4 separate regions of the Mus musculus genome follow, and regions 1, 3 and 4 are each linked to region 2. The links are chromatin loops, found by intact Hi-C in ENCODE. Cell type or tissue: heart. All regions are shown on one strand. Region 1 has its middle 14 kb from the start of Ern2. Region 2 holds the start of Ndufab1 (NADH:ubiquinone oxidoreductase subunit AB1). Region 3 overlaps Ears2 (glutamyl-tRNA synthetase 2, mitochondrial). Region 4 holds the start of Gga2 (golgi associated, gamma adaptin ear containing, ARF binding protein 2).

Region 1 (8,000 bases), 98 kb after region 2:
TGGCTGCTTTCTTCTACAAACTAACTTTACCTTTATTGTTTGGGATTAACAGTGTGTACTAAGGGCATGTCTGTATTCCAGCCAGAGGAATTAAAGGTGTGTGATAAGGGATGAGCCACACCAGAATACCATCCTGGGGTTTACGGTATGATCAAATGTCTTGCAACACTGTCTCAAAAAACAACCCAACCAATCAAGTTAGCAATCAACAATAGAAGATCCTTTCCTTATGCATCTTTCCAATCTACATAAAAGTAAGCATTTACGTGGCATTGATGTGCGTCTTGCTCCTGACAAATGAAGGAGCTGTTTGCTGACACTGTTAATGTCCAGTATTATGGTCTGGAGGTCTGTTAACCCAGAGTTCATGTTTTAAAGACTTAGTGGCCAGGATGATGATGTTAGGAGTAATGGACCTTTAAGAGGTGGGGCCAAGTGGAAAGTCTTTAGGTCATTAGGAAGAGAGGACCAGGAAGGGGTTGTGGGACTCCAGCATCTGGCTTTGTGTTTTGAGATGTGATCTTTTCTCTTGGCTACACCCTACCATTTATTGTAGATTCCTGATAGAGCCTCATATTGTGTGGCCTCCAATACTGTGAGTTAAATAAACACCCCCTTTAAAAAAAGTTTATAATCACATTTACTTGTTTACTTGTATGTGTGTGGTCCTATGTGCCATGGCACACCTATGTGCACACGTGTGGAGGTCAGAGGACAATTTGTAAGAGTCGCTTTTCTCGTTTCACCAGGTAGGTCCTGAATATTGAACTTAGGTCATCAGGTCTTCTGCTGTGTTACTGGTCCTATACCTGTTTTTCTTTTTTGTTTTTGTTTTGTCCAGCCAGCCTTAGGTGTTTTAGTAACAACAGCAACAAAATAGAGAAATATAGTGTCCTAGTTTGGTTTCTGTTGCTGTGGTAAGCGGCAAGGCCAAAAGCAACTTGGGGAAGAAAGGGCTTATTTGGCCTTACAGGCTATAGGTCATCAAGGGAGGCTTGGGCAGGAAGCTGGAGGCAGGACCGGAAGCAGAAGCCAGGACCGGAAGCAGAAGCCAGGACCGGAAGCAGAAGCCAGGAAGAGATGCTGCTCACCGATTTGCTTTCTTACACAATCCAGAACCATCAACCCAGAGGTGGTGCCACCCACAGTGTACTGGGCCCTCTCATATTAATCATTAATCAAGAAAAACAGCACCCACAGGCTTGCCTCCAGGCCAACCGGATGGAGGCAATTCCTCAGGTGAAGCTCCTGCTTCCCAGGCCGTTCTAGTTTGTGTCACGTTAATAAACGAACCAGCACATTCTCTTAGGCTTCAACACCCGCCAGTCCTGCACTAACACCCTCCAGAGCGCCATTGGTCACAGACTATGAGTCTTTTTTTTTTTTTAACCTTCTGCATATAAAAACAGTCATTGTTGAAAAAGTATTCTGCATCTTCTTCACAGACTTATGTTCTTAATAAGTTAACTAACTTACAGGAGAAGTTCTATCGTCCTCAATCTACAGACGAACAAACCATGTTTCAGAGACATTAAGTAATTTACTCACCTAATCAAAGCTAGTCGTTTGTTGGGTGGGTGACTAGTACTCCAACCTAGCTTAGTGATCTTGCCTCAAGGGAGGCCTCTAGTGGTAACATGCCAAACTGCAGGCTTATCATTCCTTTTGAAGGAAAGACTTAAGGACTCTCTGCTGCTGATGATTAAGAAAGATTGGTTATCCTGGACATGGAGTGAGAAGGAAGGGAGGGACAGGACTTGGAGGTAGTGATCCCAAGGCACGTGGGAGGCTGTGGGATCATGTTGTATTTTTTTGTGGGGATGCCTGGGAACTTTTTCTGTTTATATTTCAGTGGTGCAGTAGATCCTGTGCCTAGAGCCAACTGCCACATTTTCATACATTTTTTATGAGTGACTGGTAATTGTGACTATCAGGGCATGGTGGCACTTTCCAACAGCCCCAGCCTTCTGGCTCAGGTTCAGGTATCAGAGTTGGAGACCAGGCTGGGTTCCTTAACAAGACCTTGCCTCAGAGGGGGAAAAAAAATAAAACAAACAGACAAAATAAAAAATATTGACAACTGGCAGAATGTAGTGGCACACGCCTTTAATCCCAGCACTTAGGAGGTCAGCTTGGTCTACAGAGCAAGTTCCAGGACAGCCAGGTCTACACAGAGAAACTCTGTCTAATAACACAACAATAACAATGCTGGTGACAATAAATAATAATAATAATTAATAATAATAATACCAAGTACCAGGCCTGTGCCAAAACTGAGTACTAGAGATAAGAGTCCACACATTAATTGGAAGCAAAACTATAGAGCCAAGACTGGAAACTTAGTGTACCCCATTCCCCCATACTTTTTTGAAACAAGGTCTCACTATGTAACTCAAGCTGCCTCATCCTCTTAAAGTACTGGGGTTAACTGTGAGCTATCACACTCTTAAGTTCTTCTCAACGAGAAGACCCCCGGATATGTCTTATTCCCCCCACCACCTCTTTTCAGTCTCTCTGTAGGACTAAGTAGCATGATGCTCTGGGGTTGTCCTGGGCTCGTTGTTGGATGGGTTCCTGTTTTTGACAGGCATCATCATAAGCAGTATTTGACACAGGTGAACTCTTAGCCATGTGTTACAGTGTATCCTAAACAGAACAAATGAGCTGACCCCTTAGTGTGTGGACACAGCAGGCAACAGTCAAGGTCTGAAAGGCCTGTAGGTGTCGTAGATCCGGTGATCCAGGACTCTTTGGAGTTGAGCAAGAACACTTCTTTTTTGTTTTGTTTTTCGAGACAGGGTTTCTCTGGGTAGCCCTGGCTGTCCTGGAACTCACTTTGTAAACCAGGCTGACCTCAGAAATCTGCCAGCCTCTGCCTCCCGAGTGCTGGGATTAAAGGCTCGCGCCACCACGCCCAGCTGCAAGAGCACTTCTGACAGCAAGCTTTCCTTGCTAAAATGCCTGACAAGAGGCTGCACTTCAAGTTCTGGGTTACTAGGAAGAAGGGTGGCGGCCTGTTGTGTTCCAGGAAACCACTTTCTCTCAGTACACTCCTGGGAGAGGCCTATGGCATGCCCAGGACTCAAGTTCACAGTTTGGCCTACAGGCTAACTATTTTTATGTGTATGAAAATTTTGCCTGTACGTACAGAGGGCACCAGATACCTTGGAAGTTATAGATGGTTGTGAGCCAACAAGTGACCTTAACAGCTGAGGCCCCTCTCATTTTTTTTTGTTTTTGTTTTTGTTTTGCTTTTGTTTTGTTTTGTGAGGCAGGGTTTCTTTGTGTAATAGCCCTGGGTGTCCTTGACTTGCTTTGTAGACCAGGCTGGCCTCGAGCTCACAGAGATCCACCTGCCTCTGCCTCCCAAGAGCTGGGATTAAAAGCACCTGCCACCACAGCACCTTACAGCTAGCTCTGAATGGTTCCTGTTTTGTTTTTGTTTTTCCTTGAATCTGATATGCTAGAAATATGTAGCGTTACCCTTGACTCATGTGTTCTCTCCTTTTTTTCTTTCACCCGCCAACCCCTCTGCAGAGAGGTTCTAAGTAGTTCCTTAGGAAAAAAACCCTTTGCCCTGGAATTTATCTTATCTGACCTTTACAACTGCGTGTGTGTACTCTGTAGGTCAAGGATGTAACATCATTTACTTACAGCAGGGGGCAGTAGAGTGTAGCAGATAAATGTCTGTGGCTGTAACTGGGTTTGAAATTTGATTTCAGTCGTGCCCTACGTGAACATAGAGCTTTTTCAGAGAGAAAATCTTAAACTATGTATCCTCCAATGGATATATAATTATTTTAAAATTTATACATGATTCCTGCCCTAATATTTTATGTGTATATAGTATAGAATGTAATGGAATGAAATTCAAGTGAAAAAAAAAAAGATGAAATTCTCCTTAACATATTTTATTGACAATCAATTGCACATGTCATAAATTCACAACCTAGCCTGGAGATATAGCTCAGTGGTTAAGAGCCCTTACCTAGGTTTGATTCCTAACCCCTGCACAGTGGCTCGCAACCTCTTGTAATCTCAGTGACTGGGGATCCAACATCCTTTTCTGGTCTCTGAGAAGGGCTCCTGCACACAGGTGATATATCTTCACGCAGGCTCACAGATATACACACCAAAACTTTAATCTTAAGAAAAGACTTACTTATTTTAGTTTTAATTATTGTCTTAGTTATTTTTCTATTGCTGTGACCAAACTCCATGACCAAGGCATGAAGGAAAGCATTTGACTGGGCTTATGGTTTCAGAGGGTTAGAGTCCACACTGGCAGAGGGAAAACATGGTGGCTGGAACAGGTAAAAGCTCTCATCTTGATCAGTGAGTGGGGAGAGAGAGCACACAGGGAATGGCTGGAGACCTTCGAAACCTCAACGCTCTCCCCTCAGTGAGGCATGTCCTCCGTCAAGGCCATACTTCGAAATCTTTCTCAAACAGTTCCACCAACTGAGGACCAGGTATTCAAACATAGGAGTCTATGGGCGAGCCACTCTCGTTCAAACCACCCCATTTACGAATGTATGCCTAAATAAGTTTTATATATTTGCAGGTACTCACAGAGGCCAGAGTGCATCAGATTCCCTGGAACTGATGACAGGTGGTTGTGAGCCAACTGTTATGGATGCTGGAAACTGAACCCAGGCCCTCTGCTAGAGAGAGCAGTGGGCACACTTAGCCACTGAGCCAGCTCTCCAGCTCCTTAAAATCAAATCTAAAACAAACAATCCCCCAAAACAACACACACACACACACAGAGGGAGAGAGAGAGAGAGAGAGAGAGAGAGAGAGAGAGAGAGAGAGAGAGAGAGAGAGAGACAGAGAGAGACAGAGAGAGACAGAGAGAGACAGAGAGAGACAGAGAAACAGAGACAGAGACAGTGTGAGAACCTGGTATGTTTTGGCATCATGAACACACTATGCCGTTAACATCCATCAGACACAAAGGTTTTTCATACCCCTGCAATCTACCTGCTCACACTTCCTAAACAGTCACTCACTGCTCAGCGAGTCTGCTTCCTGTCCCTGTGGGTTAGTTTGCATTTCTTAGAGGTGGATTTTTATGTACATGTGGGTTTTTTTTTACATTTATTTATTGTGTCTCAGTGTGTATATGTGTGTGTCTCGCATGCGCGCATGCCTGCTGCCTTGCACACGTGTTGGTCAAGGGACATCTTTAGAGGGGCTGGCTCTCTCCTTCGACCTTGTGGGTTACGGTGACAATGCACATTCTCAGATCCTCATGCCTGGCACTGAGCATCCTTGTCCTTACCTGCTGAGCTGTCTCACTGATCCCGAAGTTTGCCAATGATATGTAGCATAATTATTTAAAATGTTCCATTGCATTTGTACATCTACTTTTGTGTGTTCGGGAGCTTGCGCATGTGGCTGTATAGACATGCCCATGCCACAGCATTCATGTGGAGATCAGAGGACATCCACTGTGTGAATTCAGGTGACCGAACTCACGCCATCAGGCTTGGCAGCAAGCCCCCTTTTACCTGCTCAGCCACCTCACTGGCCCCCTTTTACCTGCTCAGCCACCTCACTGGCCCCAGAACAGGTTCTTTTCCTTGTTGGTCTGTCTTCTTTTTACTCAGCACAACTAATTTGAGTTCCAGTATATTCACAGATGAAACCGAGGGCGAGACACGGGTGCGATGACTTTAAATAAGATTTTGTGTGTAAGTGAAACTATCTTCAATTTTTAAATTTTGGTTTTGATTGAACTTAAATTAAAAATGATTTATTCTTTTTTTTTTTATGTGGGTGCATGTGTGCATGTTTTTATGTGGCAGGTGAATCTCTGTGAATTTAAGGCTAGTCTGGTAGTCTGGCCTATACAGCAAATTCCAGGTTAGACAGGCCTACATAGTGAGACTCTGTCTCAATAAAATAACTAAATAAAATAAAATAATGAGAGAGAGAGCGCGCCAGGATTTCTCTAACTAGACTAGATTAGCTGAGCTCCCAGGGACCTGCCTGTTCCTACCTTCCATGTCACTTTGAAACACAGGCACATACCACTGTGCCCAGTTTTGTTGTTTTGTTTGTTTCATTTCTTTTCTTTTCTTTTCTTTTCTTTCTTTCTTTCTTTCTTTCTTTTTTTTTTTTTTTGAGACAGGGTTTTTCTGTGTAGCCCTGGCTGTCCTGGAACTCACTCTGTAGACCAGGCTGGCCTTGAACTCATAAATCAGCCTGCCTCTGCCTCCCAAGAGCTGGGATTAAAGGTGTGTGCCACCACTGCCCTGCATTGTTTTTTTAGAACTCGAATTCAGGAACTCACACTTGCCTTGCTGACTTGGCCGTCTCCTCTGCTGTTATTCATGGTTTTAAACACAGGGGCCGGCTAGCTGTGAATTCTCAGGGTTCTCCTCCCCTGCCTCCTGAGTGCTGGAATTCCGGGCACACACCACCATGCCCAGCTTAGTGTTTGTCATGTGTTCAGGCACAGCCATATGGAAAAGTAAGAAGTGGAAAGACTCTCACTAAAGGCCACCCCGAATCTATCTCAGTTGTCCCTTCTCATTGTCCAGGTCCCCACTTCATCAGAAGTATCTTTCATATTCAGTCCTGCATGTATGAAAACATAGGTATTTTTTGTGCTCTCCCAGTGTTTAAAGAAAACATCAACCCCCAAGAATATGTACTGGCCTACAGTTAGCTTTTCTCACTTGGTATATCTTAGAGGTGTTTCCATAAAAATCTGTAGAAAGCGCTCCCCACCCCTTCCAGCTTCATCATATTTCATTAACCTAATGGACACGTGGGTGGTTTCCAAGATTTTGCTGGAAAGGACAATGCTACGTCAGATGATCTTGCACAGTGCGATGTCTTACAAGTGGGTAAGGGTTTTCATAGGGAAAATTCTTAGAATTCTCAGTGCAGGATCCAGAAGAACACACATTTATCATTTTGTGACCCCCATGACTGGACAAAACGGAGACAGAGTCACCCACCCAAACTGGATAGATGAGACTTCCTGCTTCCCCAGGGTCTCACCAACGGTGTTTATCCAACACTTGGAGTCCTCCCATTTTTGAAAATGAAAAAAATCTTGGTGTAGCTTTAATTTGCATTTTCCTTAATATGATGGGTGTTAAACTGTGTGTTTTCTTTTCAAGTGTTTCTTAGGGCTTATGTGATAGATGGCTTATAGAGTAAAGGAGCTTCTAAGGGCGCTGATGACCTAATTTCATCTCTGGGCTCCACATGGTGGAAGAAAAAAACCAACCTGAACTAACCAACACACACATACATACTGTACCACACAAGCACATGTGCATGCACACATGACTGTAAAAAAAATTATTCCTAAAAAAGCCTTGCTAAGCCAGATGATGATGGTGCATATCTTAATCCCAGCAGTTGTGAGGCAGAAGCAGGTGGATCTCTGTGAGTTCGAGACCAACCTGGTCCACAGAACCAGTTCCAGGACAGCCAAGGGCACACAGAAAAACTCTTGTCTTGAAAAAAAAAAGTCTTGCTAGTAGTGATAACTTCATAAATTATCTAAATTCTCAAGGTGTGAAACCTGCCAAGGGTTACAGATGACATTTCCTTCCTTCCTTCCTTCCTTCCTTCCTTCCTTCCTTCCTTCCTTCCTCCTTTCCTTTTTGAGACAGGGTTTTTCTGTGTAATACTGGCTGTCCTGGAACTCACTCTGTAGACCAGGCTGGCCTTGAACTCAGGGATCCACCTGCCTCTGCCTCCCGAGTGCTGGGATTAAAGGCGTGTGCTTCCACGTTCTGCTACAGGCAGGTGGAGTTTTCTAGACCTTTCCACCTGGAGGACTCTGCGTGTTGGATAATCACTGTTGGTGAGACCCTGGGGAAACAGGCAGTCTTGTCCGTTCACTGTGGGTAGATGGGTCCATGACTCTGTCTCACTTCTGTGGAGTCACAGGGGCACAAAATGACAGATGTGTACTGTGAGTGGAGAAGTCCTCACTGTCTAGATTCTGTCTCCTGGAGTTACACATACAGGCT
Region 2 (8,000 bases):
CACACACTCTCCAATGTGGCCATTACTGAATACCCGGGTCACACACTCTCCAATGTGGTCATTACTGAATACCGGGTCACAGGGCTCGGTCAACAGAGAAGCTCTAGCTTCAGAATGGTTGTCGCTTGTCCTCAAAATCAGGACTGGTCCCTCTAGCTTTGGACATCATCTTGTTCGGTAAGACTGTCACTAACATAAAATCATCACAGAAATGCTTAAGTTCCCTCATGGCAAATGTAGCATGCCACAGCCTCTTCATTGCACTGCCACCACAGGCATGAGACAAAAGAACCCACCCTAACAGCTGGGATGGTATACAGAAGATCTGATTTGGCTTTGATGGTAACTAGTCTCTGGCTAGAACAAATGAAACCAGCCACCACCCCTAAGCCTCACAGCCCCATGTATTTCGCTGGCAGGTAAGAATGCCCTACAGCCCACCAGACATACAAACCTTTCTGAGTGTTCTTATGATGAAATCCAACTATTTCTGCTCTTAGGCTGCTGCTGCTTCTGTTTTATACTCAGTTGGGTCCTGCAGCCTAGATTTCACCTACCAAGTATGGGAGAGCACTGTCTGTCTGGCAGGGCGTTTTAAGTTCTTAGTTTGCAGCTAAGCCTCTTCCACAGAAAATGAGTCTGCTGCTGGGCTTTTAATCCCAGACACTTGGGAGGGGAGGCAGGAGAAACAAGTTGAAAGCCAAGCTGAGCAATTTACTGATAACCTGTCTCAAAGTAAAGAGGGGCAGGGAGAGCAACTTGCTTAGCATGTATGAAACCCTGGGTTCAACACTGAAGGAGGAGGAAAAGGACAGCAATATGGATCAGAGGGTAAAGGTGCTTGCCAAAACCAGGCTCCCTCGAGTTATCCTCTGACCTGCACACACATGCTCACACTAAACAAATACGTGTGCGAGAGAGAAAGAGCTGGGTTTGCTTCTTGGCACTCATGACCCTGAGTGTGTCTATGAAAAATGATCTAAGAGCTGCTGTGGTGTCAAATGTTGTAACCCTAACACTTGGGAGCCTGAGGTAGGACTTTCCAGAGTCCAGGCAAGCCTATGTATAGCAAGGACATACGTAAGACTAAACCTATGTACACGTCCTTATCAAGATATACTTACCTTGCAGCAGACTCATTTAATCAGCAAACTAGAGAGATTAGCTGAAGAGATAGAGTATAGATGATTTCCGAATAAGTAGGCGGGGCACTTTTTTGTGTCTAAATCCACTGATCCTTTTATACTATGTATCAGAGGCCTTCAATAGGGACACAACACCAATCCTACTCATTACAATGACCTAAAGAAGTCACAGATAAGATGAAGCAGACAAGAGGCTCAGTGGTTAAGAGCACTGACTGCTCTTCTGAAGGTCCTGCGTTCAAATCCCAGCAACCACATGGTGGCTCACAACCATCTGTAATGAGATCTGACGCCCTCTTCTGGTGCATCTGAAGACAGCTACAGTGTACTTAGATATAATAATAAATAAATCTTTAAAAAAAAGATGAAGCAGACAGGAATAAGAGAAAGGGAGAAATATGTTAATGGTGAGAATGACAGAAAAGTCTGAGGTAGGAGGATCTAACATATCCCATGTGCATATCAAGGAGTTGAAAAGAGATTAGAAACTATTAAGGAATTGGGGTTGAGGGCTTGTCCAGCATGAGTGAGACCCCAGGTTCAATTTCCAGACTGTAAAGAAAAGAAGATCCAAGCAGATTTGGAAAGACATGGTGGTTCAGGGCTGCAGTCCTAGTACTTGGGAGGGTGAGGCAGAGTAACATATTCTCACCAACCTGAGTTCCAAGGCTAGACTGAGATAAAGTGAGACTGTCTCAAAGACAACAGTCACAGAAAACACAGGGCTGGTATGAAGTGGAATTAACATGGAAGAGAAGAAACAGTGCCGAGAACAGGCCGTGAGAAAAGTGGTTGGGAGTGTCTTATAGGTATGCAGTTACTAATGTAGGCCACTAGGTGTCAGTAGCTCACCAGGCATCACTGGTAGGTTCCTACAGGGCCAGGTGTATGCCCAAAGATTGACTATGGTAGTATAAGCACTTTACCTTTTACAATGAAACTGACACAGGATGGTTAGGTATCCTGCCCCAAGTTCCCCTGCATTCCCTCTTGGAGTAGCGAAACCACCTTCTCCTGCCAGAGGTTAGAAAAGCACCTTCCGGTGCTGGTGAGATGGCTCAGAGGTTAAGAGCACTGACTGCTCTTCCAAAGGTCCTGAGTTCAAATCCCAGCAACCAAATGATGGCTTACAACCATCCGTAACAAAAATCTGATGCCCTCTTCTGGAGTGTCTGAAGACAGCTACAGTGTACACACATATAATAAATAAATAAATCTTAAAAAAAAAAAAAAGAAAAGCACCTTCCCTGTGGTCAAAACAGGTTGTCTCAGCAGCGTTCTTCCCCAGACTCACATGTGACATAAATCGTCTCTAAGCACCAAAGATGGCACTATGTGCAGTGACTGTAAGCTGGCCTGATCCTGATGAGTTACCATCAGAGTCTATCTTGCTCCCCTTTGTCTTCTGTTTATGAAAAAAGCTTTAAAGGCCATGTCTGTCACCTGCTCACTGCAAACCTCTGGAAATGAAGCACCTCAAACACAGCTGTTTGACATAAACCCTCGCCTCTTCAAAACTCTCCCTTGTTCTACTCTCCATATTCTGGAAACTTCCAAGCCAACTGATTTCACTCATCTAAGCTGGGTGAGTCAGAGAAAACCCTTTAACAAAGCTTGCTTACCATCTGCTTTCTGGCTGTGCAGAGGACATCCACAGTCCAATAACAAATCTAAAATGTTTTGCAAACAACTGTGTCTCCACATCTGTGAATGACCGTAACCAAAACCATTCTGTAAGCATAAAGCAGTTCCTCTACTATCTGTATAAAGCAGACAGAGAGCACACCACCTGTTCAAAGCATGGTCCCAGGACCCCATCTAGAAAGCCCACAAAAATACTTTATGCACAACTTAAGTTTGAGAAGTAACATTTTAGCTTAATCTGAAATTGGTCTCTAGATCCTAAGGCACAGCAGCTTTACTGCCCTTTTTTTTTTTTTAAAGATTTATTTATTACATGTAAGTACACTGTAGCTGTCTTCAGACACACCAGAAGAGGGCGAAATATCTCGTTACAGATGGTTGTGAGCCACCATGTGGTTGCTGGGATTTGAACTCTGGACCTTCGGAAGAGCAGTCGGGTGCTCTTACCCACTGAGCCATCTCACCAGCCCCCTTTACTGCCCTTTTAACACTTTTATAATGACAACCTTTTGGTCTAGCCAATGGGACAATGGCCTGCCTATCTATTACACTGTCGGTGAATCTCAACACAGGATGTAGAACCTTAGCTCTTCTTGTAGCGTGCAGGTGTGACTGAAACCACTACTTCAGGAAGGTCACTGAGTATGAGAATCGGTTCTTCAACTTGGCCCAAAGTCTACTACAGTACTTCCTAACCTTGCATGCACACTGGAACTTAAAACGCCATGCCAGGGCTTGATACCAGCGGAAAGAGTCAGAAGGGGAGCGGGAAGAGGGCTAGTTAGGGTTGAAAGTGACATCCTCACAGAGTTTAAGCCCCACACTGGTTTCATCAAATATGCAAACTACACAGGACTTGTTTCCTATCCTTACTTCCAGAAAGTTCACAGACAAAAGGTGCCACAGGGGGGAAATTACAATAGAACTCTGGGAACCTAGAGAATACTCTGCAGAGGACTATTATGGGCAAGTGGCTTTCCTCTTGTGTACGTCCTTGGAAGTGACCACGGTAATTGCCAATCGCAGTAGGTGCTCTACTCGAACTCTCACCTAAACTTCATTGCCACTCCGCAAGGATGAGAGCTGGTGTCCAATTTTGTTCTTCAGTCAAGACTGGGTCAAAAGCCGGGCATGGTGGCGCACGCCTTTAATCCCAGCACTCGAGAGGCAGAGGCAGGAGGATTTCTGAGTTCAAGGCCAGCCTGGTCTACAAAGTGAGTTCCAGGATAGCCAGGGCTATACAGAGTCTCGAAAAACCAAAAAAAAAAAAAAAAAAAAAAAAAAAAGACTGGGTCAAAGTCCTGTGCTCTAATCATAAGACACTTAGCTTCGCGACAGGGGTCAACCAAAACCCGTCAGGCAGTGGGGCTAGCCGTGTACCCCATCACCCCTGCAGGTTCTGTGCAGCCCCTCCCCCAACCCGGACGGCCCGGGGCCCTGACCCCTGACTAGCCCCGGCAAAGTCACCGCAAGTCACCTGCGCGAGCGCCAAGGCGGACTGCAGAGCCCCGGGTCTCCTCCGGATTCCCTCAGGGCATAGGGTGGTGCTGAGCGGCCGCGCCAAGGCCAACGTGGGAAGCCGGGGCAGCGGCGCGAAGGCCGCGGGCAGGCGGCGGACACAGGCGCAGAGGACACGAGACGCCATGGCTACGCCAACCCAGGATGCACTGCGCCGCAGCCTCCCGCCGCGGCCGCAGCTAGCGCCGTACGCCGGCGACGTACAGAGCGGCGCTTGAGGGCTGCGCGGGCGCGGGCGGACCCTAGCGGCTCCCAGCCGCGCTGCACCCACCTCCTTTAGAAGGACAAGGGCTGCTGTGGTTGCAACTGCACAAATGCCATCTAACCCTAAACACTGTCACTGACCCAAAAGAGAAACCGACTTGATTCTTCTCCCAAAGTTCTGAAATATATTGTTGGCTGTCAGTAGAGAGGAAGCGCCTAGCCTCGCCGAGACTTGAAGTAGCGAGGTACCCAGGGGGGTCCCCACCATCTCAGAGACGGAGAAGGGGATGGGGATGGGGGAAGGATTGTGGGAGGGGCTGACCGGGAGCGGGGAGGTAAAGTGAATAATTAAAAAATAAATAAATAAAGAGAAGTTTTAGGCAATCAACAATATGGGTTGGCCCACAATCAGCGAAAGGGGCACTCTCAAGCCTCAAATTAATTCATTAAATAAGGTTTTTCCTCCTAAATAAAAAGGATAGAGAATTTGAGAGGGGAATATGCTAGATTGTGAATTTTATAATGTCTAGCCTATGGGAGAAAGAGGCAGGAATTTCAGGGCAAAATCAACTCGACAGTAATTTTTTGCCTTTTCTTTGTGTCCCTTTCTGCAGAATGGTATATTAAAACTGCATCATTTTCAGAAAAAAAAAAAAAGTTGGGTGGGGATCATGGCATAGTGGCAAACAACATTAATACCATCACTCTGCAGCCAGGAGGATCTCTGAGAGTTGAAGAACACCCTGGTCTACACTGCAAGTTCCAAGCCAGCCAGGGCTACATAGTGAAACCCTATCTCTGAAAAATAAAATATGTCACGTTTCTCCCATAGCGCTAAGATTTTGTTATTGTTGTTTCAGTGAAAACTCAGTACACATTATAAGTGTGAGTTTTAAGACTAGTAGCCAAGTAGGTGTGACTGTCACGTCCTCATTCCCAACTCCAGAGGCTGAGGCAGGAGGATCATCTTATGGTGGTAGCCTAGACTACATAGCAAGGCCCTGTCTCAAAATAGATAAATAAACAAATAACCCCCCCCTCCACAAACCTCCCAAACTCCGTGTGCTTACAGTAACCTGGAGACCAGGAAATGGTGAAGTACAACAGTACATATTTTAAATTTTGATAATGCATGGATGTAGGGAATTTGCCTAGCATGACCGTTCTAGGTTCAGTCTGCAGTACAGCCAAAAGCGAAACTGGACAATGTGTGTATATTACAGATTAGGCAGGTTACTTACAGCTTTGCAGGTAGAATTCATTTTGACACTTCAGGATCTGAGACGGTGAACAAAAATGGACAAGTGAAGCCCACACACCAACTAGACACTAAGCAGGCAGACACCAAAGTCAAACTCCTGCACTAACGCACCTTCAAAGTGCCCTTTCCTTTGTTTTCAGCTAAGACTTTCTGGTGTAAGTTGAACATGCCTAGAAGCGGCCCTGTTCATCCCTCTCAATATCAGAAACGTGTACCCCATAACCTAAAAAATGTGCCTAGTACCTTCATCAATGATTTAAACTGAGCATGCTCAGAAGTCAGTGTGGGGATAAAAGTGTGATTACAAATGGGCCAACCTCCGTGTGGATATATGTGGAGGGGCTCACTGATAACGTTCCTCAGTGGCTTTGTTTAATGAGTTTCTTCCTTTGAGAAGAACCCCTTGGCTTGCCTGACTGATGCGGGCACTGCATTTTACTATGTCTCAGCTGTGCTACTGGGTAAAGCAGTGTTTCCTGAGGATCAGTCACTTGGACTAACATCCCCCTCAGACTTGACTTGACTACTTTCCAAAGAGGCCCTCTTCTAGCAACAAGTATAATAACTTTTGGAATTCACTCAGCACACAGTTAATGTAGCCTGACTTCTGGAGATCTGTGACACTAGTCTCTTGTTTAAAGATTATCAGCATAGCCAGGCGTGGTGGCACACGCCTTTAATCCCAGCAGTCAGGAAGCAGAGGCAGGCAGATTTCGGAGTTCGAGACCAGCCTGGTCTACAAAGTGAGTTCCAGGACAGCCAAGGCTACACAGAGAAACCCTGTCTCAAAAAGCAAACAAAAAAAAAAAAAAAGAGAGAGAGAGAGAGAGAGATCATGAGCATTAAAAAAATTGGGAGTATTCAAGGAAAAACAATTGGGAGGAGGGGTCATAGTATTGTGAAGACTTCAGCCTACAATAACTGCCATCTCAACCAAAGATCCTGACCTTTCCTGTGAGGAGTGGGAATGGTTTATGGGGCCCTGTGATGCTATGGCCGGGAACCTTAGCTAAGGCATGGCCACTGCATGGCCTGTGTGTTTCCTTCCACCCAACTCCTAGATTTTGTTAAAGTTATTTAGTATTTGAAATCCAGATGATTTAATAACCACTTCCAACTTAAAGTTTCTCTTTGTATAGCAACAGACATGTGTGTTGGTTTTTTGGTTTTCTTTTGATTCTTTCTTTCTTTTCTTTCTTTTTTTTTTCCCCCCGGAGACAGGGTTTCTCTGTGTAGCCCTGGCTGTCCTGGAACTCACTCTGTAGACCCGGCTGGCTTTGAACTCAGAGATCTGCCTGCCTCTGCCTCCCAAGTGCTGGGATTAAAGGCACACACCACCACTGCCCCACTATTTTTTGTTTGCTTGTTTTTTTAATTGTTTTGTTTGTGTGTTAAGCCGAAGGGCCATTTTACTAGTTTGAGAGAGAAACAAGGCAGGGGAGTTGTAAATACAGACAGCTGCTAGGAGGAGGGTCATGGCAGGGAGGGAGAAAGCCGTGCCTTCTGGGTCAGGCACGGAAGTCAAAGGGCAACTGTAGAAAAAAGGGCGGCTCTTCATAGAGACAGTGAGAAAATCCAGAGTGCCAAGGAAATCATACTTAGGCATTTTCTTTTCTTTTTTCTTATTTTGGTTTTTCGAGACAGGGTTTCTCTGTGTTGCTCTGGCTGTCCTGGAACTCACTCTGTAGACCAGGCTAGCCTCGAACTAGGGAAGATGAGTAATTAAGAGGCGTCCTAGATAAGCCGGGCACACTCGTGCACACCTGTCATCCCAGCACTTGAAAGGACAAAATAAGAGAACCTGGAGTTCAAGGTCAGGCTTGGCCACATAGCAAAACCATCTCAAAATATTTAAAGAAAATGACAGACGAGGGAGGGCAGAGTCTTTTGAGTAGTACTCCGGTCACTGTGAGTAGCACCCCCAGTGCCTGTCTAGTACACACCCCAGTGATGGCTGACTAGGCCATCTTCTGCTAATAGCCAGAAGCTGGAAAGAACCCAGATGTCCCTCAACAGAAGAATGGATGCAGAAAATGTGGTACATTTACACAATGGAGTGCTACTCAGCTATTAAAAACAATGGATTTATGAAATTCTTGGACAAATGGATATATCTGGAGGATATCATCCTTAGTGAGGTAACCCAATCACAAAAGACGTCATTAGATATGCACTCACTGATAAGTGGATATTAGCCCAGAAACAGAGAACACCCAAGATACAATTTG
Region 3 (8,000 bases), 67 kb before region 2:
TCACTCTGTAGACCAGGCTGGCCTCGAACTCAGAAATTTGCCTGCCTCTGCCTCCCAAGTGCTGGGATTAAAGGCCAGGTCTATATTTCTTTTGAATTTTTACTATTACTGCTATGTGTGTGCATGAACACCTGTTGCCCAAGTTGATCAGAAGAAGCCATCAGATTCCCTAGAACTGGAGTTACACATAGCTGTGAGCCATCCTATGGGAGCTGAGAAACAAACCTGTCCTCTGCAAGAGCAGCAAGACTCATAACTGTTGAGCCATCTTTCTAGTCCTAGTGTTTTTATTTTTAAAAGCTTAACAGCTGGGTGTGGTGGTGTACACTTTTAATCCCAGCATTCAGGAGGCAGAGGCAGAAGCAGAGAATCTCTGTGAGTTAGAGGCCAGCCTAGTCTACATAGCCGGCTAAGATAAATGGGACTACACAGAGAGACCCTGTCTCAAAACAAACCAAAAACAATTGGTAACAATTGTCAACCATTAAGGGTAACAGTGGATGTGGTGTTGAGCGCATACCTATTAATTCCAACACTTGCAAGGAAGTAGGAAAAGAGAGAGGTCAAGGCTCCCTTGGGCTACATAGAAGCCCTGTCTCAGAAATGTATAATAAATAAAGGTACAAACCTTTGTGGGTGGCACACCCATAGTTAAGGTCCTGTCTTATTTTCCCTCAACAGCCTCAGGCTTAACAGAATCTGGCACCCAATGTTTGTTCCATAAATGAATGAGGACAAGATCAGACCAACCCAGCCAAAGGAGGTGAGGTGTTTCTCCAGACAGGAAAAGTTTTGTCGGGGCTAGGGCTCTGCTAGGAGCTGACTTTCCTGGTTTAGAGTGACTGGCTGGCACCCTAACAATTTGCCCAGATCTGAAGGTAAAGGTGGAAATTCCAAGATCATTATAAAATGCCTAATCTGTTCTGCTGTCTAAATTTAAAAACCTGCCAGTCATGTTCATCTCACATACCTATTAACAAAAATAGTAACCACAAATGATCTGAAGCTCCCAGGCACTGCACACCATATTCTAACTAAACATAATGACTCACCTCAATTGCCACTCGTGACATCTGATCCAGTTAGATGATGTGTCTAGGGCTTTTCTGTTTATTTTTAATTTTATATGTATGGGTGTTTTGCCTGCACGCATGTCTGTGTCTGTTCAGAGGCCAGAAGAGGGCACTCAGTCCTCTGGAACTAGAGTTCCAGATGGTTGTGAGCTGCCAGGTGGGTGCTGGGAATTGAACCTGAGTTCTCTGGAAGAGCAGCCAGTGCTCCTAACTACTGCATCTTCTCTCCAGTCCCTCTCTTTTTTCTCTAGCTGCTTCTTCTTCTTCTTCTTCTTTCTTTCTTCTTTCTTTCTTTCTTTCTTTCTTTCTTTCTTTCTTCTTCCTCCTTGCACCTTCTTCCCCCTTCTTCCTTTCTTCTTCTTCTTCCTCTTCTTCTCCTTCCTCCTCTTTCTTCTTCCTTCTTCTTCTTTCTTTCTTTCTTTCTTTCTTTCTTTCTTTCTTTCTTTCCTTCCTTTCTTCTTCCTCCTTGCCCCTTCTTCCTTTCTTCTTCTTCTTCCTCTCCTTCTCCTTCCTCTTCCTCCTCCTCCTCCTTCTTCTTCTTCACCTCCCAGGCATGTGCCACCAAGGCCTAGTGAGTAAGGTTGATTACTGCCAGCCTGGGCATGGTGGGATCAACAGATGCTTTCCTGCATACTAGACAAGCTCCCCCAGCCTTTGTCTGGGCCTTCACTCACGTGCCTTTGGATCACCTGCTCCTAGTGGGTGCTTACTGACCACCTACTGGGTTTACAGTTGCATTCTCAGAACTGGTTATACAGTACTAGACAAGGCAGATGAGCCTCCTGCATTTGTGGGTCTCACAATCGGACCCACAATGTGGCTGCAGAACTAATTACTCACAGTCATTTCCATAATGAATTCCAACTGGGTACTACAGAAAACCAGGTGAAGATTTACAAGGAGGCCTTCAATCAGTGGCTTCCTGTTGACATTGGAGTTTTGATCAGACATAGGAGTTAAGAATGAGGAGTCAAGGTGGGGGTGGACAGCATGCGAAATGGCAGGAAGGAAGCAGGAGTGCCCAAGAGTCTAAGAAAGGCTCATGTGTCCAAAGACCAGAGGAAAAGAGGCTGGGGCACGCCAGGAATAAGGAGGTCAGGAAAGCAGACAGGCAGATCTATCAGGCCCTTAGATGTCTGAGTTATGGTTTTCTGTTTCAGTGTGCAGTTTATTCATATATTGTACAACTATTAGCAAACACTTCAATGGTTAATCTCATGTTAAGGGCCATAGTAGCTAGTTAGAAGTTTCTGGGTGTGTCTGTGAGGGTGTTTCTTGAAGGGAATAGAACTGGAATTGGGAGACTTAAGAAAGTCAGATGGCTGTTCCCTATGTGAGTGGGCTCATTTAATCTGCCAAGGGACCTTAGAGAAAAATGTGGAGTTTAATTTTTCTAGGTAGCTTGAGCTAGGACACTGTCTTCTGCTATGGGTGCTTCCTATTCCCAGGTCTTGTAAGCTCCAACATGGGCTTGTGGGTGGGAGACAGTTTGACCTCAGCTATGTAATGACATGAGTTACTGCATGTCTTAGGGTTTCTATTACTTCAGCAAAACACCATGACCAAAATGCAAGGTAGGGAGGAAAGTCCATATTGCTGTTCACCATCAATGGAAGGGCAGGAATTCAAGCAGATGCAGAGACTACGGGGGGATGCTGCTTACTTGTTTGCTCAGACTGCTTTCTTATAGACTCCAGGACTACCAGACAGGGGATGGCACCACCCACAATGGGCTGCTCCCCCACCCCGCCCACTGATCACTGAGAAGATGCCATGCAGCTGGATCTCGTGGAGGCATTTCCTCAACTGAGGATCCTTTCTGTGATGACTCTAGCTTGTGTCAAGTTGACACACAAAACCAGCCAGAACACTACCTTATACCAAGTTTCTTTTTAGATACATGTCCACCTGATTCTGTTTCTCTGAGAACTCTAATACGGGCCCTCCTAGGCCACGATGAGAAAACTCAGTTGTGTCTCACCAAACCTATCTCATGCATGTCCAATTAGTACCCTGGAGCTGTGCTCTAATCTCTCCACAGCTTGCTGCCAAGGATAACCTTCCCAAAGCAAAACTGATCATGTCATTTCTCTGCTTTAAACATGTCAAGGCTTCTCACCTACCCCAGAACTCACCCACATCCTTGTCTTCACTAAACCAACCCGTCTTAGTTCAGGAGCAGACCCAGCTGAGCAGACCCTATTCCATCTCTGAGTCTGACTGATGTATGGGAATGCTCTCTTCTCTAGCACTGATGGGCACAAAAATAGGAAGTTGAGTTGGGGGAGGATGCCTGTAGACGTGGCTTTGCTTTCAGAACAGAGCCATAAAAAACCACTCTCCCCAGCAGATGAGAATAAGTGGCAGCTGGTGAGGGGAGGCTGCTGCAGATCTAGGGCCAGGAGAGCAGCAGTGGAAGGACCCTGGGCCCTTGCTGATGTCACTAAGCCAACAGTCCCGCAGCCTAGTTTACCACTGAACTTTCAGCTATGCTGGGGGTGGGGGGGGGGGGAAGAGATCTTGTTGAAGCAGGTTAGAACCTGGATTTGTGTATCTAAAAGCTAGTACACAGATATAATTTCCTTGATGAGCCCTGAAGTTTGAAGTTATAACTCAGCTCTCCCTACAGATTGAACCATCCCTCCTAGCCATACTTCACTTTGGTCTTTCACAAAGTCATTCTCTTCCAGGTATCAGGACTCAAATCAAGCCATGTGCATAAGGTCAGACAGCTATCTACAACAGATCTTGCAAGGGAGAATTTTTTCCTGGATAGGAGGAAGTGATGTTGGGAGACTGTTCAGATTTAACACAGTTAAGTCAGCTGATGATGGTTTCTTTTGAAAGAACTGGTCTGACAGATGAAGGTTTCAAACACTTTATTCATGAGATATAACTTAATTTCCTACTCTGTGTCAAACAATGTTCCAAGTATTGTGTTTATAACCAAGAATAACAGATTTCCTGTCAGCCCCAACCTCAAAATTTTAAAATAGTAAATGTAAATTTCACACATGCGTAAGTACTATGAAGAAAATATCTTGTTTTTGTGGTGCTGGGGATCAAACCCAGGACTGTGCATTCTAGCCAACAGTCTGTACCCAGACACATACCCTAGTTCTGAGACAAAAGGTGACTTAGATAAAGGAAGTATGAATGAGATTGCAAAATTGGCTACTGAAACAGGCAGACTCTAAATCCATGGAACAGAGTCCCTAAAAGAGGAAACGTTCTTCTCTCATTACAGTGGATGCCCTGCAGATGGTGCCATTACCCGACTGTCCCACTGCTGACTAGGCTGACAAGATGTTCTCCTGAGATTTTGGACCCAGAACCTCAGGAACATTTGCAGCTGCCTCAGGGCTCAGTGAATTTCAGGTAAATTTCCCATCACTCTAGAGGTTGGAAGTCCTGACCTTTGAGTCTGTAGGTCCTAGAGTTTCCAACCCATTCCCTGGTGGACTGTTACCTTTATTCAATCAGCTTTATTCCTTGAAACCAATAACTGTTGGCTTCGAGGAAGGCTAGCAATGCTGAAGATCTGAGTAACTGAGGATTGCAACTAACATGTATTAAAACAGAAACAATACAGCCAACAGGCAACACTTGCCCTCTTCCTCTACCTCAGCCTGAGAGCTGTCTCCTTCTCATCCTTTTGTGACTTTAACACAAGGGTCATCAGTGTTATAGCATTTGTCAGAATCAACTTAGCCTTGATTCACCAATGAGTCTCAAAAAGCTCAAGCTGATCTCAAATTCATTACAGAGGCAAGATGGCTCATTGAGGGAGTTTTTTCTGGGGCAGGGAGACAAGGTCTCACTATGTTGCCTTGGGTGGTCTGGACCTTGGCTCAGCAAATACTTGTGTTAAAGGTCTGGTAACCTGAATTCAATGCCTGGAACCTCCACTGAGGGTTAGAACTGACTCCTAAAAGTTGACCCCTGACCTCACGTGTACACTTGCACACTACACAGATAATTAAAAAATCAAATGACTTTATATGGAGCTGAGGATGGAGGATGACCTGGAACTGCTAATCCTCCGCTGGCATTACAGGCCCAAGACACCGTAGCAGGTCCACCAGCACTTCTATCACCGTGGTAACGGTCACATCCCTGGAGCATGAGCCTATGTTTCTATCACCTCTATCTCCCTATCCTCTCCCTCCATTTTGGCTTTTGTAGCTCATGATGATCCCGAGCTCACCTTCTGTCTCAGCTACACCCCCACCCCCAGACAGGGTTTCTCTGTGTAGCCCCAGTGTCTTGGAGAGGCTGTCCCTGAACTCAGTATCTCTACCTATCTCTGTGCCTAGAGCTCTGGGATTAAAGGCACATGCCACCTCACCCAGCTTGCCTCAGCCTTTTGAAGGCTAGAATCACTGGCATGTGCTATCACACCAGAAATAACCATTTTTCATGTTTCAAGAGCAGTAGTTCTGATGTCACTTAATTAAGAGTTGGAGGGGGAGCTGGGAAAATGGTTCAGTACACTGGCTGCTCTTACAGGAGACCCAGGTTCAATTTATCTTATTTATTTATTTATTTATTTATTTATTTTTGGTTTTTTGAGACAGGGTTTCTCTGTGTAGCTCTGGCTGTCCTGGAACTCACTTTGTAGACCAGGCTGGCCTCGAACTCAGAAATCCGCCTGCCTCTGCCTCCCGAGTGCTGGGATTAAAGGCGTGCGCCACCACGCTTGGCTCTTATCTTATTTTTTTTTAAGATTTATTTATTATTATACATAAGTACACTGTAGCTGTCTTCAGACACACCAGAGGAGGGCATCAGATCTCATTCAGGTGGTTGTGAGCCACCATGTGATTGCTGAGATTTGAACTCAGGACCTTCGGAAGAGCAGTCACTGCTCTTAGCTGCTGAGCCATCTCACCAGCCCCGAGGTTCAATTTATAGCACCCACATGACAGCTCATAGCTGCCTGTAATCCCAGTTCCAGGGGATGTGATGCCTTCTTCTGACCTCTGTGGGGACCAAGCATACACATGGCAAACAGATATACATTAAAAAGAGTTGGTCCAGGCATGGTGACACTGCCTTTAATTCCAATATTTGGGATAAAGAGGCAGGAGGCTCTGAGTTTCAGGACTACATAGTGAGAATCTGGATCAAATTAGTTAGGTATGGACTCTTAAAATTGTCAATGGCCTGAGCTTAAATATGATGTTATCTCAGATCATATCCCAGAAGTGTTACTTAACTTTTCACAGCCTCAGTTTTTCCATTTATAACATAGAAAAAAAATAGAATACCATCTATCTCCTCGGGTGAGGTTTAATGAGATGAAGGCCTGCTTTCTTATTCTCTCCAGGACCACCTGCCCAGAGGTGGCACCACCTGCAGTGAGTGGGCCTTCCCACATCAGCCAGTACTCAAGAAAACGTCCCACGCACCAATTTAACTAAGGGTTTTTTCTCAATTAAGATCCCCTTTTCCTGGGCTGAAGAAATGGCTCAGCAGTTTATAGCACTGACTGCTCTTCCAGAGGTCCTGAGTACAATTCCCAGCAACCACATGGTGGTCATAACCATCTGTAATTGGGATCCAATGCTGTCTTCTGGTGTGTCTGAAGAGAATGACAGTATACCCACACACATGAACTAAAATAAATAAATCTAAAAGCAAGAAAGAACCCCTCTTCCTAAGCTGGGCATGGTGGTACATCTATTTGATCCTAGTACTCAGGAGGTAGAGAGCAGACCTCTGGGAATTTGAGGGCAACCTGGGATACATACCAAGTACCAGCCAGGACTACATAGATTTTTGTCTCAAAAAAGATTACTGTTTTTCAGATATGTCTAAGTTTATGTCAAGTTAACAAAAACTAACCAGCCCACCATTTTTTCTAAGATGTGGTTTTGTTCTATGATTTTTCTAGAGATTTTTTTTCTTTTTGTCTAGAGATTTGTTCTGTCTCTACCAAATTTCAAAACTTCAGCTTGATCTTCTTGCAAATAAAGAACTTTTTTTTTCTCCCTAAGCAAGGTTCAAAAGCTCTTTAATCCTTTCCCATACTCACCTGAGCAAGGAGAGAATGTTATCTACCGCTAGGTAAAGATAATCCCCAAAGCAAGTGGCTTTAAACAAGCGTTTCCTGCCTCACAATCCTGGGTCTCGGGTTCCAGAGCGTGCTGAGTGTGGTGGTTCTGGGTGTCTCAGGAGGTGCTTGGCTGGGGCTGCAAGTTCAGCTTCCAATATGGTTCCCTTACATAGCTGATGGCAGGGGCTCTGATGTCACTTGGACCCCTCAAGACACAAGGGCTTGAGCTTCATGACCTGGAAGCTGGCTTTCCCAGAGGTGCAGATGTAAAAGAACCAGAAAGAAGTTGCAAAGTCTTTATGATCAAGCCTCTATCACACCCTCACATCCTGCCCTCCTCAGGAGAGTAAGCATAGCTGCAGAGGCTGCTTACACTGAGGAAGCTACAAGCTCTGCTGGGGTCTTATACCTGGTCACCATCCTACTTACACTACTCCAAGTTAATTAAGACTTGAAGAAAGGAAACCTGATTTCAGGAATCCGAGTACAAAGATTTATAAGCAATGGAGGACATAAGGGCAGATATGATGAAAGACACCAACAATAACTCAAAGTATCAGATCTCAGGAATTGGAAGAAAACAGACACCCTTCATCGAAAGGAGACGGAGGCTACCTAAAGCCCAAGGACAAGGAGCAACCCCAAACACAAGTGCTTACCCTGCTGGAAGAGTAACTTCTCCTTTACAATCCAGAAGGAAAATCTGCTGTCTAGGTGACATCGCTTGTGTCCATTATGGTCCCAAATCCATATGTGGCCTGAGACTGGGATCCATGAATCCAGGCTGGAACTGATTTGTCCTGGGCTAAACTGTGTTCTACAGACTATTCCGAATATAGAAACCTAAACCCCAGTATCATACAATGTGG
Region 4 (8,000 bases), 80 kb before region 2:
ACACCTCAAGGTGCCTCCAGACATGCCCAGCTTCTCAGGATGTGGGGACAATCAGAAGCCCCCTCTGCTTGTCTAACCCCATTCCCCCTCTCAGTTGGGATGTTGACTGCTCTTCAGAAATGTGTATAGCAGGGGCTGGGGACTTGGCTAGTGCTTATTGCACAGGTGTGACTGCCTGAATTCAGATCCCCAGCAACCACATAAAAAGGCAGGCACGACTACACACATCTGTAATCTCAGGAGCAGAGGGCAGAGACAGGCAGATCTCAGGGGCTCACCCCGGTTAGCCCGACAAGGCAAACCATGTGCATATGTAGGGACAAGAGCTGGAGCAGTTCGTGGCATGGTCAGGCAGGTGTGTCACTGAGCAGCAGGATGTAGCATGGGTCTAGACAAGATGGAAACAAAGCCACTGGCAGATGTTAACCTCTACCTTCTCCTTAGAGTTGTTGGCAGGATAAAAATGTTAATACATTTTTATAAAAGTGGATTGTTTTATTGTTGTTGTTTGTTAGATGGGGTTTCTTTGTACAGCCCTGGCTGATTTGGAACTCCCTCTGTAGACCAGGCTGGCTTCGAACTCAGAGATCAGTCTGCCTCTTGGTTCCCAAATTGAGAATTAAAAGCCTGTGTGCCACCACACTCAGCTACTACGCAATTTTATAAAATTCTTAAAATAGTGCCTTTTTATAATGTATAGTAAGTGCCTGATAAACTGAATTATGGAAAGAAAGAAAGAAAGAAAGAAAGAAAGAAAGAAAGAAAGAAAGAAAGAAGGCTCAGAGTGGGAGCGGGCCTAACCCCATACTGCTCCGTCCTGCCACTGAGCTTTTGTTTCTTGGATTTGCTCAGGCCTCTGCTCCCTGCCTCATTCACTGCAGAAATGTCTCATTTCACCATGACTTTCAAAAGTTACTCTTCTGTGCTGGCCCGCTGTGCACCTGGGCTTCATGTTTTGATTTTCTTCCTGCACTCCTGAACTTCCTTCCCCACCTTCCTCAAGCCCTAGGCAGTGAAAGGAACCTACTAGTTTGCATGTGCAACCACCTTTATCTCCTTCCCCAGGCAAGCACCCAGGCAAGCAGCTCTCCCCCTCTGCAGGCCACACCCTGACCCGACAACTTCCCATTCAGACTCCTCTCCTTGGGGCTCTAAAAGCCCCTGCACAGTGACTAAACACAGGCCTTAGAATCCAACAAGGGGAGTTCCCCTTAGGAGCTACATAGAGGGCTCAAGTGCCCTCTCCATTATTCTCAAAGCCTCACTGGATGTCCCCGCCTTCCTCTCACAGCCAAGCACAGGAAAAGGACCTTTTTCACTCCCTCCCTACAGACTGTCCCACTGTCCTCCAACATACCTCTTAGAAAGTAGTTGCCACCTTTGAAAAACTCAAGGGATGCTACAATCAAAGGTTACTTCTAGGGGGGTGGTGATACACACTTTTGCTCCCAGCACTAGGGAAGCAGAAGCAGGCAGATCTCTGTGAGTTCCAGGTCAGCCTCGTCTAGGGTGAATTCCGGACAGCCGGGGCTGCAGAGAAACCCAAGTCCTTGCAAAGCCTCGGTTGCAGACAGGCTCTTAAATATCCACTAGCAGCTGCTGGCTCTTACGCTACCCACCTCACACTTCTGCACCCAACCCCAATCCAAGCCTGCTGTTCGCCACCACTTCACAAGCCTTCTGTTTCCACCATTTTCCTCAAAGGCCAGATTCCCCTCCCTCCAGTCTCCATTTTGAAGCAGCTATTGGCCACACCCCCCTCCGTGGTTCTTCCCAGAACAGCTTTCCCTGTCTACTTCTGAACCTTTGGGATACTCTAGTCCCATCTGCCTGGGAAATACCTCCTTGTTCCAGCTCCAACGCTCTGTTCTACACACCCACGGAAGACTGGCTCTCAAAACCACCCCTCTAGCTCCTACCCTCCCTGGATGCTCAGAGCTCTTCCTAACTGCCTGGCAAGAACTTCGAACTTCATGACACAACTGCTCCTCCACACAGGTGGGGGCGGAGTGGGGAAGCATCTACCACAATTACTTTTGATCCCCGAAACCAAGGATCCTTCGTACACTCATCTCCTGAGTCCATCTATGTACAGGGAAGGAAGACTATATGGGTGATGGTAGTCCTTTCTGGGTTTTGTTTAATGTTTTGTTGTTGTTGTTGTTTGGTTTTTGTCTGTATGGTTGGTTTTGTTTTGTTTTGTTTTTTCCCAGACAGGATCTTACTATGTAGCTCTAGCTGTCCTGAAACTCACTACGTAGGCCAGGCTGGCTTCTCCCTCACAACTGCTGGAATTGGACTAGTGTGCACTGCTACAGTCTGGCTCCAGGTCTTTAATTAAAGTAATGTGCATGCACGTGTGCTTACATTAAACCCTGCTGATGGGTTCAGATAATCCTTTCGACTCCTGATCCCCACTCCCTTCATTCCTATTGTAACCACCATCACCCCACCCCACCCCACCCCAGCTATCTAAAGACCTTATATATCTACTCCAAGTCTGAAGTCTCACCCTCAACCAACTCACCAGGTGGAACTGCATGTGGTGCTTTCAGTAGAAGCGAAGCTGTCTCCAACAGCTTCTCCTACATGTTGAAATAGAAAGCTATAGGCCTGCAATGACTCAGAAGATAAAGGTGCCTGTGACCAAGCCTTGTGGCCTGAGTTCGAGCCCTGGAACCCACAGAAGAGCCTAAGGAGAGAAACGACACCCTGACCCCTTCCCCAGTTGTTCTCTGTTCTCCACGAGCCAGGAGCAGCACGCCCCACCCCAAATACACAACATGTAATAAAAATGTTTAAATAATGCAGTCCCTTCTGCGGCGCTCACGCGTCTTACTTCATTAGCAAATTAGTCTGAGGTCTCTTTTCTGGATTCTCTGAGCTTTAAGCTTTGCACTCCTGGCCAACAGGCCTACTCGCTCCCAGAATGTTGTACATTCTCATCCTGAGTTTTTGCAGTTTCCTGTCTGGAATATGGCCTCCTCCATTGTCCACACACTGTATACCAGCTATGACAAGCCCCAGGTAAACAAAACAGCCCCTAACTACGTTCAACAAGCGCCCCTCCTCCAGCTTCTGTTGAGAAGGTGCTGTTCTGGTAGCCAGTAGCCAATGAACATGTCTTTGTGAGCAATGTCCCAGTGTTACCATCTCAGTGCACCCAGCACGTAGTGGAGCCCACCCAAGGGGTGGATTCTTTATTCTCTCTGAACCTCAATTCCTCAGATAAAGAGAGAACCTTTAGAACCGCACCCCCAGAGATCACCGTTAAGCTAAGACAAGGAACAATTAAGTCTGGCCAGAGTAAATATGCACCGAGGCATAAAAGCTGGTTTTGCTCTTAAAGGTAGCAGCCACTTAAGCTCTTAGACTCAATGATCTGCAAAAAAGCTGCATCGCCCGCACGGGTTAGTAAACCCAGGTACTCTCGGTCCTGCGACCAGACTAACAATGGCTGAAACGCTTTCTGCACAGTGCTTGGCACAAGAGATCGCTAAGCATTCGCGCTCCAGCTGTTAAGTGGTGCCGCCCGGCCACTGAGCCATGGCGTGGTCTGAGGTCCCCAGAATCCCCTGGGTGAGTCTAGAGGCCCCCTCCCGCCGCGGAGGACAACCAGGGCGGCGGGAAGCAGGATCACGTGTGGCGCGATGCTACTCACTGAGCCACAGCTCCAGCGCCGCCGCTGCCCCAGGGCCGCCCTCCGCCGACTCGGTCCCTGCCGGGGATCCGGTCCCCGCTGCCACTGCCGTCGCTGCCATCTGCCCAGCCCAGCGCTGCGGCCGCAGTCACTCCTGCCCAAAAGCTGCAGCCACCGCCGCCGCCTAGCCTTCGCTCCAGCTGCCGACGCGGCAGACACTGAGAGGCACGTGACGGGGCGGGCCCTATTGGACACGCCCATTTCTGGGCCCTGTCCCGCCCCCACGCACCTCCTCCCGGCCACCTCCAACTCACGAGGTCTTTTTTTTTTTTTTTTTTTTTTTTTTTTGTGCAAGACCACTTGAAAGGTCAAAAGCCAAGCTAGTTAGGTATTGATTGTCCCCTCTTCTTCAGAAGCAGGGTTCCCAGAAAAGATACTGGACGCCTGGCTAAATCTGAATTTCAGATAAAGAATCATTCTTTCAGCATTTTTATTAGGGTCTTCTCCGAGTATGTATCTTCCATTCGGGTTTCTGACACACTTTTTTTTGATGACACATTGCATCATAATTCATAAAACAGTTATTTTTATGAAAAGATACTTTTCTCAAAAAAACAGGTCAGAGGCAGGCGGATCTCTGAGTTTGAGGCCAGCCTGGTCTACAAAATGAGTTCCAGGACAGTCAAGGCTACACAGAGAAACCCTGTCTCGAACACCCATCCCCCCCCAAAAAAAAGAAATAAAAAACAGGTCGTGATTCTCATACCCTAAAAAGTGAACACATTAATTATATATAAACATACCTTTTTCTAACTGTTTTGAGTTAAGGTCTCATGTAACCAGCTGGCTTTGATCACTGCATAGCTGAGGAGGACCCAGAATTCTTGGTCATCCTGCCACTGTGGTACAAACTTGATTACAAGAATGTACTACCAGTACAGCTTTGTTGTTATGGTTTTTGTTTTTGCTTTTGAGAAAGGGTTTCTCATACTCATTAGTCCAAGATGGCCTTTGAATGATAAAAGCTAAGATCCTAAAAACCTGTAGTAAAATCCTTTTGCCTCAACCTCCCAAAAGCTGGAACTACAGGTGTGAGCTACCATGCCAGCCTAACATGAAATATTTTCCTTTATTTAACTCTTGAACTTAAATGAAGGAATCAAGTAGATGTTGTATTAATATGTCCACAAGAAAAGCCAAAGAGAAAAATCTATGTAAAAATAAAGGACTGTTGAGACAAACATGCAAATGGGCATAAGACTGGCTCCAGCCAGTGGAGAAAGAGGTCTGTCCAGTGGACAGGATTAATATGCATGTCTAGAGGCCAGCATAATTTTGCCATTGCTGTCAATGATCTACTACTAACAACTCTGCTAAGACTGAAGGAGGCCTTAGCCTGGAAGGCAGTCAAGACTGCGCACGAGGTCCCTCTGAAGCACCAGATCCTTCCACACTGTCCCTATCATTCCCCACCCTCAATGTCACACCCCAGTACATACACACACACACACACACACAGAAGGATTTTAATTTGCATAGACCTGGACCACCAGCATACCAAATGGGGCTTGGCATACCAGTAAGTATCTGTTGAATGGACACATAAATAGTGGGGACAGTCAGGGGTAACTCTAGGACTTTAGGCATATCATAATCCCAAATGTACAAACATTTTTTTAAGTTTTTATTTGTATGTGTGTTTTGCCTGCATATATATCTATGCACCACATGCAAGCCTGGAGCCTGAAGAGGCCAGAGAGTGTGTCAGATTCCCTGCAACTGGAATTGTAGACAGTCCTGAGCTGCCATGTGGGTGCTAGGAATTGAACCTGGGTCCTCCAAAAGAGCAATACATACTCTTGACCACTGAGCAACCTCTACAGCCCTACTTTTAATCTTTTAAACACTATGCATATGTATGTGCATATGTGTGATATGCATGTCGGTACAGGCACACGCATGCCACAGTGTGCTTATGGAGCACAGAGAACAGTTTTATCGAATTGGTTTTCTCCTCCCACCCTTAGGTGCCTTCTCAAGATGGAAGTCATATCATTATGCTTATATGGCAATCACTTTTACCTGCGGAGCCCGTGAGAGGGCTGCAAATATTTATGTTTAAATAGACATTTGCTGTCATGGCCATGACGGTACACACTTGTAAATGGAGCACTCAGGAGACTGAAGCAAGATTGTGAGTCAGACTGTACAGTGAGACCCTGTATCAAATAAGTACTATGAACAAGTACTAAGTACAAAGAAGCTGTTCATAGTAGTTGTTACCTATAGTCACAGCACTAGGAAGGATGAGACAGGAGGATCCTGAGTTTGAGGCTAACCTAGGCCTACATCAGTGAGACCCCATATCAAGAAAAACAAGGGCTGGTGAGATGGCTCAGGGGGTAAGAGCACTGACTGCTCTTCAGAAGGTCCTGAGTTCAAATCCCAACAACCACATGGTGGCTCACAACCACCCGTAATGAGCTCTGTCGCTCTCTTCTGGTGAGTCAGTGTACTTATGTATCCAGAGTGAGCAGGGCCTACCGAAGAGAGCAGAGGTCCTAAAAATTCCATTCTCAACAACCACATGAAGGCTCAGACCCATCTGTATAGCTACAATGTACTCACATACATAAAATAAATGAATCAATCTTTAAAAAACAAACAAACAAACAAACAAACAAGAACACTTGGTGTGATGTACTTAGTTTCTAACTAACCCTGTCCACATACCTGACACGCTGGTATCCTTAACAATCTTGAACACCATGAAGCTACACATGTGCATGTGTGACAAGAAACTGCTCTCTGCGTGCAGGCTCTACGCTAATCCAGTTCTTTTGACAACTCAAGCTGCTGCAATAAAGCCCCACTTGCTGGTGTCTGAGACAATGGGCATCCATTTCTCCCCTTTGACTGGAAGCTTGGTGATACCAAGGTGCCAGAAGGTCCCACCTCTGTCGTCAGAGTGTCTGGAGAAGGCCCCCTCTTGCTACAGATGTTCTGGATCCTTCCTGTGGTTTGACCTCACTTGTGGAGAAGAGACAGAAAACAGCCAGCCCTCTAGTCCTGTTTGCTCGGTCTCTGAGTTTTGAGATAGGATCTTAACTCTCCCTGGCAAGCTTCTGTCCCTCCCCAGGGCAGGAACTACAGGCTTGAGGCACTACAGCCTCAGCAGAGCCCTCTGTTTATAAAGACATCAATCTCTCACCAAGAGAACCTTGGTGATCTCTCATCAATCAAGGGAACCTTGCCCCTCAGACCCTCACATAAATCTGGTCGCCTTACAGGGCCCTGCCTCTAAGATCACAATGGGGGTTGGGCCTTCAGGCACAGGCAAAGGGTGGTGGTCAATTTCATTACATTACCCAGGTAAGGAAAATTTTATTCTTTGATAAAATTGTGTTGTTAGAATATCCATCTATGTTACCTGACTTGGGTCTTTTGGGAATCCTTTCACATCTCTGCAAACTGTTGATAATTGAAAACAATGGTAAATTATTCTTATTCATAGACTTGCAAATGAATACTGTCCAGGCAACACACAATCCCCTTCGTGTGGAAAAACCAGTTCTACAGCCATTTGCATATTTATTTCAATATTTTCAGTCTAGAGACTGTTCTTTGGATTCTCCTTTGAAGTAGTTTTAAAATCTCACCAGTTTCTTCATCATTTTTTAGAGACAGGGTTTCTGTAGCCTAGGCTAGACTCAAACTTGACCTGTAATGGAGGATGGGATCCTAAGGGACACTACCAGGCCTGGTTTGTATATAGTGCTGGGATTGAACAGAGGGCTTTGTGCATGGTGGTCAAGCACTGTGCCAGCCGAGCCCCAGCCCCCTTTATTATTCTTAACAGTTCATCTCTTAAAAATTCTAGAACTCTTGATCCCAGCACCTGGAGGCAGAGACAGGAAGATCTCTGTGAGTTCAAGACCAGCCTAATCTACATGAGTTCCAGAATAACCAGAGCTACTAGGGAGACCTGAAGAAAGAAAGAAAGAAAGAAAGAAAGAAAGAAAGAGAGAGAGAGAGAGAGAGAGAGAGAGAGAGAGAGAGAGAGAGAAAGAGAGAGAGAGAGAGAGAGAGGAAGGGAAGGGAAGGGAAGGGAAGGGAAGGGAAGGGAAGGGAAGGGAAGGGAAGGGAAGGGAAGGGAAGGGAAGGGAAGGGATTCTAGATAGTGGTGGTACATACCGTTATTCCCAGCACTCAGGAGACAGAAGGTGGTAGATCTCTGAGTTCACAGCCAGTCTGGTCTACTGAGAGAGTTTAAGGACAGCCAAGACTAGACAGAGAAACCTTATCTCAAAAAACTAAAAGAGGGGGCTGGAGAGATGGCTCAGTGGTTAAGAGCACCGAC

The links. Peaks named below come from ENCODE experiments on the same cell type or tissue, not always from the same donor. Only the 100,000 strongest peaks of a DNase experiment are listed, where the experiment ranks them.
Region 1: it touches region 2 in a loop (2.5-fold over the local background); 4 of 42 quality-filtered maps call a loop at or near these places.
Region 3: a loop joins it to region 2, with 5 times the contacts of the local background. A loop is called at or near these places in 5 of 42 quality-filtered maps.
Region 4: it touches region 2 in a loop (4-fold over the local background); 5 of 42 quality-filtered maps call a loop at or near these places.

The regions. Positions count from the first base shown.
Region 1 is chr7:122,195,871-122,203,870 of GRCm38, forward strand. No RefSeq gene overlaps it. Among named protein-coding and RNA genes, the nearest start is that of Ern2, 14 kb to the left of the region's middle. In heart, CTCF peaks have their summits at 1,629 and 3,655 (motif pointing right); no DNase peak of the experiment used is centred here.
Region 2 is chr7:122,097,389-122,105,388 of GRCm38, forward strand. Ndufab1 (NADH:ubiquinone oxidoreductase subunit AB1) reads right to left here and starts at 4,460. Exons shown (of 5, transcript NM_001360744.1): 1 at 4,267-4,460. The coding sequence starts at 4,434. In heart, CTCF peaks have their summits at 1,976 (motif pointing right) and 4,556; a DNase peak (open chromatin) is centred at 4,473; H3K4me3 peaks cover 1,915 bases; H3K27ac peaks cover 1,417 bases.
Region 3 is chr7:122,030,227-122,038,226 of GRCm38, forward strand. It overlaps Ears2 (glutamyl-tRNA synthetase 2, mitochondrial), which reads right to left. Exons shown (of 9, transcript NM_026140.3): 9 at 3,936-8,000. Among named protein-coding and RNA genes, the nearest start is that of Gga2, 13 kb to the left of the region's middle. In heart, a CTCF peak has its summit at 4,319 (motif pointing right); no DNase peak of the experiment used is centred here.
Region 4 is chr7:122,017,328-122,025,327 of GRCm38, forward strand. It overlaps Gga2 (golgi associated, gamma adaptin ear containing, ARF binding protein 2), which reads right to left and starts at 3,871. Exons shown (of 17, transcript NM_028758.2): 1 at 3,662-3,871. The coding sequence starts at 3,761. In heart, no CTCF peak of the experiment used is centred here; a DNase peak (open chromatin) is centred at 3,854; H3K4me3 peaks cover 3,001 bases; H3K27ac peaks cover 3,190 bases.